Linked DNA regions of Homo sapiens: region 1 is linked to region 2. A link is a loop called in an ENCODE intact Hi-C map of the cell type or tissue named here. Cell type or tissue: GM12878. All regions are shown on one strand. Each heading gives the region's core, and the rest is flanking DNA. Links, peaks and the distances in the headings are about the cores only.

The links. Hi-C counts contacts between places; a loop is a spot of excess contacts. Peaks named below come from ENCODE experiments on the same cell type or tissue, not always from the same donor. Only the 100,000 strongest peaks of a DNase experiment are listed, where the experiment ranks them.
Region 1: it touches region 2 in a loop (3.0-fold over the local background); 3 of 110 quality-filtered maps call a loop at or near these places.

What each region holds. Positions count from the first base shown.
Region 1 is chr4:48,031,218-48,036,217 of GRCh38, reverse strand. NIPAL1 (NIPA like domain containing 1) reads right to left here. Exons shown (of 6, transcript NM_207330.3): 4 at 3,135-3,225; 5 at 1,177-1,337; 6 at 1-656. The coding sequence ends at 46. Among named protein-coding and RNA genes, the nearest start is that of NIPAL1, 17 kb to the right of the region's middle. In GM12878, for the core only: a CTCF peak has its summit at 2,216 (motif pointing left); a DNase peak (open chromatin) is centred at 2,171; H3K27ac peaks cover 1,841 bases.
Region 2 is chr4:47,486,410-47,495,057 of GRCh38, reverse strand. The region is part of intron 1 of ATP10D (ATPase phospholipid transporting 10D (putative)); the gene reads right to left. It also overlaps the pseudogene RPL21P52. Among named protein-coding and RNA genes, the nearest start is that of ATP10D, 5.5 kb to the right of the region's middle. In GM12878, for the core only: a CTCF peak has its summit at 4,300; a DNase peak (open chromatin) is centred at 4,294; H3K4me3 peaks cover 989 bases; H3K27ac peaks cover 459 bases.

The sequences.
Region 1 (5,000 bases), core at 1-5,000, 540 kb before region 2:
CTTCGTGTGTCTCATATTGGTTAAAACTCAGTGTTTCTAGAGACTTCAGTCATCAGTTCTACTAAACAAGGTAACGTCATCATTGTATCCTGGGGCTGAACACTCCAAGTTCTCTAGTAAAACATAATTGTTTTCATTGACATTCAGAGAGACGGCTTCTTTCTTAGCAGTGGATGTAAGCTCACTCCAAGTAATGTCAGTATTTTTAAAAGCATGTAGAAGGAAGATGCCAATGATAATAGTGAAGAATCCACTCAGGGTCCCAATGATATCTCCAGCTGTCATGCCATACCACTCTTGGAATAAGATGGCAGAGCAAGTCACTACCATGGATGTGAAGAATACATAATAAATGGGTGTCACAAGAGAGGTATTAAAGGTGTCCAGTGCCTTGTTGAGATAGTTAATCTGTGTAGTTACTGAAAGCACAAGTACAGCCAGCAAAACAAAGACCAGCGGATGTTTGTAAACTGGCTTCCATTCTATCAGCTCCTTAATGGCAATTCCCAGGCCTTTCACAGAAGAAACTGAAAACGCTCCAATCAAGGAACAGATTGAAATATAAACCAATATATTGGTCTGTCCTTTCTTGGGAGCCACAATCAAAATCAGCACCAAGGAGATCACAGTTATGATCACAGCAAAGGAAATAAACCCTGTTAGAAGGAGAAAAGAATTTGACTTTAGAAAATGCTCACAGGATTATACCTTTCTGAAATCTTGTTAGTCATGAGTTTAAGAGCATAGGTATTTTAGAAATAGAAGTGAGATCAAATTAAAAACAACATTCTATTGCATAGTTCTCAATATTTTACAAAGGATTTTCACAAACATATCATTTAAATCTCACCAATACCACTATGAGCTAGGGCGAATATTATCAGATTAACTTTTTATTTTCAGAGGAAGAGAGTGGCAAAGATTTGATTTTGAATATATGTCTTTTGCCTCTACCATCCCCACCTCTCCCTTTCATTGTGTAACAGGGGAAGCATGAACACAAAAATAAGTTCTGCCATCTTTTCAGGAGAAATAATAATCAAACCTCACTGTGTCTCACAACCCACAATGCGGCCCACAATGTAGAAAGCTTATTACAATATTATTACAGATACTATTTGGTGAGGAGAGAAAGTGGAGCAGAATTTGAGTGGTTCTTTAGGTTGAATCACAGACCTGGGTCTCTCAATTTCATTTCCATTTCATGCAAAGATGTGACTTCCTCTTCTTGTGGGGCATGGATAACCATCACAGTTGACCCCAATATACTTAATATGCAGCCTATTTTCCCATGAATGTTCAAGTGCTCGTTTAAAAAGTAGGAAGATAATATTGCACTGTTGGGAGAGAAAAAATTAAAAATCACTATAGCTCAATTACCTTTTGATCCCATGGCAGCTCAGAAGTCACACTGTGGTACATGCCACCATGTATCCCAATGAGCTGACTGGAATATGCTATATGACACTGAAACCCTAGATTGGTTTGAAACTCAGAACTGATGGGCAATCAAATATGCTTCACTGTTTTTATATCTAAAGAGCTATAATATTCTATATCCCATAATCTTCCAGTGATCTTACAAGAGGTTCTACTCAAGTCATTTTCAATTTACCCATCTTTTCCTGTAAAGCCAAACAAAATAGAAAATCTTTTATATCTTACTGGCATGATACATTTAGAATATGTATGCCCATGGATGTTTCCAAGAAAGATACATTCCTAAAGAAAAATTACTCTGCTCAGGGCTAATAATCAGCTAGTTCACACCACTACAATCAAACGGACCAGGGGTATCCAATCTTTTGGCTTCCCTAGGCCACACTGGAAGAATTGTCTTGGGCAACACATAATATACAGTAACAGTAATGGTAGCTAATGAGCTAAAGAAAAAAAAATCACAAAAAAAACTCATAATATTTTAAGACAGTTTACAAATTTATGTTGGGCCACATTCCAAGCCGTCCTGGGCCACATGCAGCCCATGGGCCATGGGTTGGAGAAGCTTGATACAGACTTTCAAAATATCAAAATACTTCCTTACCACCTGTTACTGCTCTGATACTTAGACCTATCCAGTACTGCTAATGCTTCAGTTGCTGTGGTTTCTGCAAGCCAGCCTCCTTCCTCTAATGCTCTGGCATCCCCATGAAGGCAATTAAGTACCCATCTGTCCTCAAGATTATGATAAATTACCAGGTACTTTCCTAGAGTTGCCCTCATGTGGCCACCTTTAGGACTGCAGCCTTAGTGAAGATACTACTATTACTACTACTACTACTAGCTATTCATTGCATAGACAAGTGTTTGAAGTGCTTTATGTGTATTAACTCACTTAATTTTCATAACAATCCTATACAGAAGCTAAAAAGAATTTAGTAGGCTCAATCATAGGTTTTATACTAGAGGTTGGTAATGAATAGAAAACAAAAAGACAAGAAAAGAACAGACAAAAATGTATATGCTTATCAAACACATTCATTTGGGATCATAATAAACTCAGAAAAATTAGATCCACATTCCATGAAATAGGAAAATTATTCCTGTTTCCACTATCAAAACTACAGGGTCTCCAAACAGAAGTATCCAGCAAACAATGCAAGAATTGTAGTGAGAGTTAAAATTTAACCAAAACACCATGCTTGTAAAAGTCCTCTGATAACTATGGTCATTAACCACTATGATGAGGAAAATAATTGACAGGACTCTGGCAATTTGTTCTGATGAGAGATTTAAAAAATCTTCTATGCTTCATTGCAGTGTTACAAATGTAAAACACATTTATGTTAGTAGGAAATCAAACTCACTGTGTCTTAGGTTTTTAAAATAATAATGTGACAGTCTATTTCCTATTTCTACTGTTATTTTATAGTCTTCTCAAGTTATTTTTGTGATTTCAGGCAAGAAAAAGTATTGTTCTCACTTTATGAATGAGTAAACTGAGCCTGAGTGACTTGACCAAAGCTTCCCAGGAGCCTCAGAAATAATTTGGGTTCATCTAGACTTTTAGAGCCCAGGTTGGTCTAGATTTGTGTGTTTGCTTTTAGATATCCATAGCCATATGTTTATTATGGTTTAAGTTTATCTTGGTCTTAAAATACCTACAGAAGCCAAGTTCCCTGTTGCTCACATACCTTATGAGAACACTCAAAGCACCCAGAGGGGTGACCAAGGTGGCAGGTGCAAAAGCATAAGCAGCAAAATTTGCAGCCTCTCCTGCTCCCACTAGAAAGCAAGCAGAGATATTGATATAAAAAATGGGCTTACTTGTCAGAAGAGAAAAACAAATGACTCATGCAAAGCAGTGGACTTTTAACCCAAATACATGGGAAGATCTAGCTAAAAAGAATGATGTAACATGTTTTATAGCAGGTAGGAGATAATTAATATTAAGAGATGCAGACAAACTGTAATACCAGGTGATAAACTCAAAAGATGCAAAAAATGGTGACAGATGAGTACTCATTTTAAATGGCTTTCAATAGAAATTTTTAGCTACTTCAATATTGAAGACATATTTGGTGACTCTAATGAAATCTAGTAGAGGTAGCTTTGTAGTAAGCAGAGAATTATTTCACTTGCTCAAGAATACCTACAGCTTTGTAGGTTACCCACAGAAACCAAAACCAGCTTGGAAAATTAGAATGGTTAAATCTGGTGTGTAGGTAGGGAATAGCCAGAAATACCTGCCATAGGCCCATGAAGTTAGATATCCCTCTATTGTAAGTGATCTATAAGCAAGTAACAGTATCTCAGTAGCTTAACGAGATCCAGGCAGCTGTTTTAAAGTCATGATATGCTCCTGAATGTAATCTTTTTCTTATCTGAGGAACTCTAGACTTGCATGATATAGTGTGCTATAAATAACTTCTAGAGTGAGAGAAATCCCTTCAAGAGCTGGGCTCTGGTACTGGGGCCAAGTTATTCTCACAGAACACAGTGGGAAACTTGCCCACAGAATGTAGTATTTCATGCTGGCAACTACACCAGGCAAATGCTTATTGTAGAGAGAGAAAGGAACACCAGCATGATTTTTTTCTTTTTCCCTTTGTCTGGCTGCTACGCTACATCCCCCCAAATCTATAGGAGTATTCACCATTAGGAAAACATCATTAAACAAATCTAAATTTACAGAACAGAATAATTAAGACATTGCTATCATCGAAAGAATCACGGCAAGGCCGGGCATGGTGACTCATGACTGTAATCCCAGCACTTTGGGAGGCAGAGGGGAGAAGATCACTTGAGGTCAGGCGTTCGAGATCAGCCTGGCCAACATGGTGAAACCCTATCTCTACTAAAAATACAAAAACTAACCGGGTGTGGTGGCAAGCGTTTTTAATCCCAGCTACTCTGGAGGCTGAGGCAGGAGAATCGTTTGAATCTGGGAGGCGGAGGTTGCAGTGAACCGAGATCACGCCACTGCACTCCAGCCTGGACGACAAGAGCGAGACTCTGTCTAAAAAAAACCGTGGCAGTTTTCTTGGAATATTAAGGTTTCCTTGGATACTTTATATTATTTATATTTTTATCTTTATAGATAGCTTTCCAGGAAAACAACGACTTCATGATTAAAGTACTGTATATATATCACTTACTTAATCTCTAATGTATGCTTTTCTCTCTTCAATACTGACATAAACTTTTTTACACGGTGAAAACAAAATTGCAAATGTAGTCACATAATACTCTCCTCATATTTTCATTATAAAGTATGGGTAGAGGGTGGGGAGATGCAAGTAAGACAGAAAAAGAGAAAGATCCAAATACCTATCTGGAATCTTCCCAGACAGCCCTTGTCAATTTTTATTCAAATAAAGAAAATGGATGTAAAAGCACCCTAAAAACTGAAGGGGTGGCCGGGCGTGGTGGCTCACGCCTGTAATCACAGCACTTCTGAAGGCCGAGGTGGGTGACCTGAGGTCAGGAGTTCGAGACCAGCCTGGCCAACATGGTGAGAACTTGTCTCTACTAAAAATACAAAAATTAGCTGGGTGTGG
Region 2 (8,648 bases), core at 1,701-6,700:
ATTAATTAAAGCATTCAGTTTTGGGGTTTTTGTTTCTTGTTTTTACCAAAAGATAATTACTAAAAGTTACCTTATAAATGTCTGGCTAAATTTCAATAAATAGCATACTTAAATGTCAATATAGTTTTGGGAGACTCTTCTTTCTGAAAATTAGTTGTGAAAATAGAATTTAAATGGTAGTCTGCGAAAGAAAGCTCAGATAATTGTTTCAATAAAACATTTTTATGCCTATACTTATGTAGGGCATATAGAGTTTTTGATGTGAAAGTAATACAAAAATCTCAAAAATAAGTCAGTTATACTTTTCAAATATCACCTTCATTGCTCTTTAGAAAATTAAAGTCAGTGGGAAAATAAAAGTTTGTAGGTAAGAAAATTTTCAATTCCTAATTAAGAGCCTATTTCAAAATTCTTTCTGATTATTTCTAATATCTTCATAACATGACCAATCTACAACATTCCAAAATGACCACATTCAACATCATATGGGCCCATTAAGATAAAGTGAGCTGGGATATAGAATTTCCAGCAATAAATGAGGTACTTAATCTAACTTTATTATATCCAAAGTATATTAAAAGAATACAGCCTATGTTGTTTACAGATGCACTATGAAAATATTTTTATGCTTGGATTTTAATTTTACAGAGTTAATTAGTTACAACTTTAATGGTCACAGTAGGCGTATCGTTCCTTACCACTTCAAAAGCATGCAGGATCGCTAAGAAAACTTGATTCCCTAGGCACAAACTCTCTACTGAAAGTCATAAGATTCACATTTGCTTCTTTCAATCATTATCCCCAAATACAGCCAAGATCAAAGAACCGGGGGGAAAAAGTCTTACTCTTTTTCCCTTATGAAACATTTGCACAAAAGTTTAGTTTAATTCTGTTTTTTTAAAGGGAATCTGTTGCCAAGAAGCAAATAATAACATAAAACCTATCCAACACAAACTTTTAAGTGTTGAACATTGTGTTTCTGACTGTTGTTTTCAGTTTCATGTATTAAATTAATGACTTTTGCAGCCAGCTTAGTAATAACACAGAGGTATCTGAAACAGCATACAGGAAAGTAAATGAAATCCCCTTTCCCAGAGACCTTTTAAGTCAGATACCTACCTGTCAAACCCAGTGAATATACTGGCCTGCTCACCTGAGGATCTTACTCCAAGCCTGTGGTCTCCAGCTTTATCACAGATCAGAATCACAAAGAGAGCTTGTTAAAACACAGATTCTGCCCTCCCTGCCGCCCCCTCCCCAACCCAAGCACACAATCACACCAGTTTCTCTGATTCAGTAGCTCTGCAGTGGCCTGATAATTTGCATTCTAACAAGCTCAAGTGATACTGATGGGGCCTACTCTGGGGGCCACACTTTGAAAATCATAGACCTAGGCAGCTCAAATCTACTCTGGACTTATTTTTAATTAATGAATGCAGATGCTCATTCATAAACCCATGGTAAATGAAAATATCATAAGTCAAAAGTGCATGTCATACACTAACCTACTGAACATCACAGCTTAGCTGAGCTTACTTTAAATGTGCTCAGAACACTTATATTAGCATACAGTTGGACAAAGTCATCTAACACAAAGCCTACTTTATAATCAAGTGTTAAATATCTCATGTACTTTATCGAACACTATACTGGAAGCGAAAGACAGAATGGTTGTATGGGAATTGAAGTATGGTTTCTACTAAATGTGTATCTCTTTTGCATCATCATAAACTGGAAAAATCATAAGTTGAACCATCATAAGTCAGGGATTGTGTATTTTCCCCATGAAGTCATTACCATTAAATATGATTTTTATGCAGCTAATCTTTCCCATACCAATGATGTATATATTATTGTTTAAATAATCAGTGAAACTACTTTTCTTATATACAAGAAATAGGGCAATTATTTTCTGTTTGGGTAACTACAGAAGTTTTTAAAAAGCAAAGGAAAATAACATGCTTAAAAGAAAGATTAATGGTAAGAGATAAAAAGAATAATGAATAGGAAAGTAGAGTTATTTGTAGCTGAAATGGAAAGAATTTAGCCCCTGAAAAATTGTAAGATCAAAAGATTATATCAATAGACTACATCAAAGGTTTTCTAAAGGTCTCCCACAGATTATTAGCTCAAGCTATACAGATGAGGCAAATAAGCACATTAGAGACTAAAATTCTGAATTATATTCTGTTATTTTCTTTAAAGAATATAGCATATTACTGGATATGTGATGAAGATAGATAGGTGGTAACATTAGTTATTTTGTTTAAACTATAAAAAGGAAAATTCAGTCTGATAGATGAAAGATTTAATTAATTTCGAAAATGTATTAAAGATTTTCTTTTGGAAGCTAGTGGATGAATTAATATTAATATAATTATTACATAGAGAAGCATTATTTCACAGTGGCTAAAAATTACTTCAGCACATGACTTAACGCAATAAAAGCATGGATTACACATGTCAATTACTTAAACTGTCTCAACACATATATTTAAACTGTACCTGAGGCCTATAAGTATTACTAAGAATAGTATATAAACACAAATAAGAGGCAGATCAAAACTACAAATGGTATGAAAAACAAGTTGGTCTTCATTGGAATTATAAAATAGATTCATGATAAATACCCGATCCCAATAATTTACTCAATGGTACCTACACATCACACTACATTTAATTTGAATAAGTACTGATAATATAATTAGCTATTTTCAAAACTGCAACAAATTGCTAATAGCAATTAGCAGAATGAACACAAGTTTGACAAACAGATTCACAGTTGTCCCTTTACCACAAGCTTTTAGCCTTTCTGAGCATCAGTTTCCAAATCTGTAAAATGGAAATAATATCACCACCTCACACAATTTTGTAAAGAGATTTATTAAACAATGCACTGTGCCTAACACACTGAAGGTGCTCAGTAATTTCAATCTTTCAACTAATATTTTTGGCACTCCTACTATATGCCAGGCATTGTTATCGATACTGGAAATAAACCAGGGAACAAAACGGACAAAATTATCTGCCTTCTAGGAGTTTATTTTCTAAGGTACATTTATTTTACCTTGTCCTAGGCACGGTGCTGAGTGCTTTGGGAATGAATAAACTAGCCCCAGAACAGGTCAAGTATTTAGTTCAATAAAAAAGATAAAATTAGGATAATCATGCAGTATATGAATTTAGGGAAACCAGAAAGTCTTATGAGAAAGCATGGTACGAGGTCAGAGGATAGAAAGGAAGAAGAGGAAAGGCTTCCCAGAAAAGAAGGTATTATAAGTGAGCCTGGTTTAGAATCCTGACAGAAGAGATTTATAGATTTTAGAAAAGGCAAGGAGGCAAGGAGGGTGGAGACTGTTTATTTAAGTAACAATGAGTAGTTCAATATGGCAGCAGTTTCAAGTACAAATTAAGAAGTGATGCGAAATTAAATGAAAATCTAGGTTGGGACCAAACTGAAGCCCTGACTTGCTAAGATGAAGAATATGGGAAATTGCCAAAGATATCTGAGAAGACTGTGATATGATACAGACATTTATAAGATTTATTTGCACTTCCTTTTGGCCAGAACCACCATCTTCCAGTAATTCGCCAAAATGACAAACACAAAGGGAAAGAGGAGCGGCACCCCATACATGTTCTCTAGGCCTTTTAGAAAACATGGAGTTGTTCCTTTGGCCACATACCTGTGAATCTATAAGAGACGTGATATTGGAGATTTCAAGGGAATGGGTACTGTTCAAAAAGGAATGCCCCACCAGTGTTACCATGGCAAAACTGGAAGAGTCTACAAAGTTCCCCAGCGTGCTGTTGGCATTGTTGTAAACAAGTTAAGGGCAAGATTCTTGCCAAGAGAATTAATGTGCATATTGAGCACATTAAGCACTCTAATAGGCGAGATACCTTCCTGAAACGCATGAAGGAAAATGATCAGAAAAAGAAAAAAGCCAAAGAGAAAAGTACCTGGGTTCAACTGAAGCACCAGCCTGCTCCACCCAGAGAAGCACACTTTGTGAGAGCCAATGGGAAGGAACCTGAGCTGCTGGAACCTCTTCCCTATGAACACATGGCATCAGAGGTGTTAACAAAATAAATAAAATAAAAGACTTCTGACTGAAAAAAAAAAAGATGTATTTGCAAGAAGTGTGAACAATACATTGAAAGGGAGAAAAGGAAGGACGACTCATCTGGAAAACCTGAATAATGTGCTTCACAAGACAGTTTGCCAATTACCTAACAAGGAGTAGGATCATTAGAGACTTCCTAAGGCATCTCTGAGCACACATCTGTGACAACAGCAATCCTACTGGCTGACAAGGGCAACACAACAATCTGGCATGAGCCACACTCTCGTGTTCTTCACTTGCCCTATACCACCCGTGCTGGCTCCACTCCTGTCCTCTGCCCGTTACCAATCCTACATCCTAATACTACATATCCACATATTCCTATCATCAACCCATCCATCCTGACCATGACCCAAATCAAGCAGGCAAAGAAGATGTGACAAATTAGGCATTTGGGACCACCATACTTCTTCTCATGCACTAGCCTGATTCAAATGAAGTAAGACAATCTGGGAGCAGAAAGCCAGTCTGGGACTCAAAGTAAAAATTACCTTTCAGAGTTTCCATATCCCATTGAAAGCATTTCACTTTTTTCTTAGTCCTTGGCTTAGGGATCTTAAAAGTATAATAATGCTTCAGATTCAGGCAATTATTTTTCGACCTTGGCAAGGCAGAAATGTTGATTTCTAGCTAAAGGACATCACAGATAAATAGAATATTTGTGAAGAAAATATCTGAGGACATCTCTCTAGGAAAGAATTTAGTAAAGAAGAAGAGATGTTATAATTTAAAATGTTAACTAAAACCTTCTAACTATATTATTATAGTCTAATTAAGGGGAAATGAAAGTTTAAAAACACAGGCTAAGTAGTTATGAATCCTATAAATCAAAGAAAAAGATTTCACAACATTTTGAGACAGGTCAAAATTGATTTTCACTTTCCTTCTCATAACCAAGAAAATTATGATTTGTATTACCTAGCCTACCTAAAGAGTTAAAACCTTGTAAGTTTTACTAAGAGGAATGTAGTAGTACCCATCTTCCTCATTCAAAAAGGCCTTAAGCTGAATAAGCAGACTTTAGAAAAAGAAATTAAGGAGTATTTAATTAAAACCTATCAGCCGTAGGCCCTGGCAAATGAAATCAACAGGAAATTAAAGGGAAGTAAAGCTCAAATCTGTTCAACAATGCTTATTATTTTAGAAAATAGGTGGAGGCGAAACAGTGAATGTGAGCAGAATAGCTTTGTTTTGTGATTTCCCTTATAATCCAAATGTTCTCATCAGAGAAATAATTCAGAAATAATGATACCTAACATAAAAGTACACACAATAAGGGAGATGGGGGACTTTGTGAAAGAGGGGATATATAATATCATATATGTGCTCTTTATACTAGGACTAATTGCTTCATTAGGATAGTGACTTGTTTTCTCTGATAACTAAAATATAAGTCACTGCAGAAACTTTAGAACTATATATTAACACCATGAGAAAAATACAAATCAACTATAATCCTACCACCCAAATATAAATACTATTAATCTTTGGTTTATTCCCCACCAATAAATTGGGTTCTGTGCATAGGTTGATTTTTTTTTCAAAACTAGGATATCATTTTGTAACTTGCTTTTATCCACTTCTCATACCATAAACATTTTTCCATATCATGAATATTTTCTCATATTACTGAATAATTTTCCCAACAAAATGATACATTTTGATTTGTTGTCCACGTTTGTTAATGTGATGTGTGAAAATGTGGTAATTTATCGCTCTGCTGGGATTCTTTGATTATTGGGAGGTTAACATCCCCTCTACCCTAACCTTAGACAATTAAAATTTTTTGTCTTTTGCGAATTGCTCATTTATATCTATTTCTCATTGGGGATCATTTGTATAGCAGTATTCATCTGTCTCCGTCTTAGTCCATTTGGGCTGCTATAACAAATTACCATAAACTAGGTGATTTGTAAACAATCAAAAGTTATTTCCTAAAGTTCTAGAGGCTGGGAAGTCCAAAATCAAGGCGCCAGCAGATACTGTGTCTGGTGAGAGCTCACTTTCTGATTCATAGGTGGCACCTTCTCACTGCATCCTCCCATGGTGGAAGGGGCAAGGCAGCTCTTTGTGGCCTCTTTTATGAGGGCACTAATCCCATTCATGAGGAATCCTTTCTCATAATCTAATCATATTCCAAAGCCTGTACCTCCTACTACCCTCACACTGGGGATTGGGAATCAACATACGAATTCAGAAAGGGAGGGAACAAACATTTAGACCATAGCAATCTCGCACTGCTTTTTATAGTATCTTTTTAAAGGGAGCATGTAAAATACAGAGCTTACCATTTATCTTTTTTTTTTTTTTTTTTTTTTGCTTATTATATTTCTTGGTGATATTTCTGAAAGTGGTATTTTGTCATTATAAAAATAACAGTTGCTTTAAAAGATTTTGGAATATTAGGAAAAATATAAAAAAGAAAATCAAGCTGTAACTTTACCACCTAGGAATACATTTTCTAGGGGGTGGGGGAAATATGATATTTTAATGGATATGCCTATTGATGCAAAAGAAACTTGTATGCAAACAGGAACTGCATTAATCTTTTTCAATCCTTATTAATTTAGGACATTGTCTTAGAGTAACAGCTTAATAAATACTTTTGATTAAATGAATTTTATATATTTATTTCAAAATTATATTTTACACATAAGATAATATATTAAATTTCACTTTTTTACAGAATACATTGCAAGTATATTTCCAAGTCATTAAATTTTTAAAAAACTTTTGTAACTGAGTTTTATCAATATAGATACATAAACTACACTAATTTATTTAAATATTTTGTTATTGGGGCTTTGTTTCCATTTTTTGTATTACAGATAAGATGGTAATAAACATTTATAAATCTTCATATGCGATTCATATTATTTCCTTAGGCTATATTTTTAGACCCAAGATCACTTAGTCAAAGGCTATGAACATTCACAGGTTTTGTTTTGTTTTTGTAGAGATGGGAGCAAAATGGGACCATGCAGATACTTGAACCCTTGAGCTTAAGGGATCTTTCTGCCTCAGCCTCCCAAAGTGCTAGGATTACAAGCATGAGCCACTGTGCCTGGCCCAACATTCACAGGTTTTAATACATAATACCACGTAATTGCCTCAAATAGTTGTATTGATATACCTTTTATTGAGTAGCATTAAAAAAATTCCATTAAGGCCACAACTCTTTTACAAAACTAGCATCACTGTTAGTCCTTATTCTGCAAAGCGATAAAAAAGTATTGTTTCTATGGCTAAAATGATTTCTGAAATGAAATAAATTTATCTAAGAAAATATCGAAGGAATAACTGACGAGGAATAGTGATAGCATCCAGCACACATATATTTATTCCTAGAGTTGATAAATCAATTCTCCTTTTCTTCAAGCACTATTAAATTTATATTTATCAGTGCATTGTTCTGTGAGAATTCTCAGACAATCTTACTTGTAGCATTTTCTTTGATTCTTCTTCATTAGAAGAACTACTTCCAACTATATCAGACAATAAAGAAAACATGTAATGAAGGCTTGAATATGTGTACATTTTTTTAACCCTTAATTTAAAAAGTCAATTATAGGAAGTACATTTGTCTGACAGGTGAGTCACCTCTGTTCTATTATAAATTATAATCATATTTGAGCATTTCCCTTCGTTTTACTGACAATAGCAAAATAAATGAGATTCTATTTTTTTTTTTTTTTTTTTGGGGGACGGAGTTTTGCTCTTGTTGCCCAGGCTGGAGTGCAATGGCCCGATCTCGACTCACAGCAACCTCCGCCTCCCGGGCTCAAGCGATTCTCCTGCCTCAGCCTCCCGAGTAGCTGGGATTACAGGCATGCACCACCACGCCCAGCCAATTTTGTATTTTTAGTAGAGACGGGTTTCGCCATGTTGGTCAGGCTGGTCTCGAACTCCTGACCTCAGGTGATCCGCCTGCCTCGGCCTCCCAAAGTGTTGGGATTACAGGCATGAGCCACTGCGCCCGGCCCTATTCAATTCTATTTAGTCACTAAGTATGAAAAGTATTCAGGTTTTGCTAAGCCAGGGTCAAACACTCCCCACATCCTAGTTTAGAGTGCTTAGATTTTCCCTCTTTTTCATGCAATTTAATGAATGTTAAATTAGCATGAAAATTAAATGTTATTTTTAAACTCCCTAAAACTTTAAAATGTTGCTAAGTTATTTTTCCAAATGTATAAAATGACCTCATTTTAATAAAAATAAACTATCTCAATGTAGGTATATGATACGTATTTGTAGTGAGAATAGAAAACAGTCCAGAAGAAGCAGTTATTACTTTTTGAGGTGGATCGGAGTGGGAGGTTCTTGCTGCGGGCACTGAACAAACTACTCCGTTGCAATGATTTTTGCTCTTCACAAGTCAGCAAGGGTTTTCGATGATGCTATTCTTCACAGAAATGTGACCTACATGATTTAAAGGCTGATACAAGTAAATATTGGTGGATGAGGAGCCCCTGTCCTTGTTGATGCATCTCTCAAGGTTGATTTTGAGTTAGAGGTTTGCTC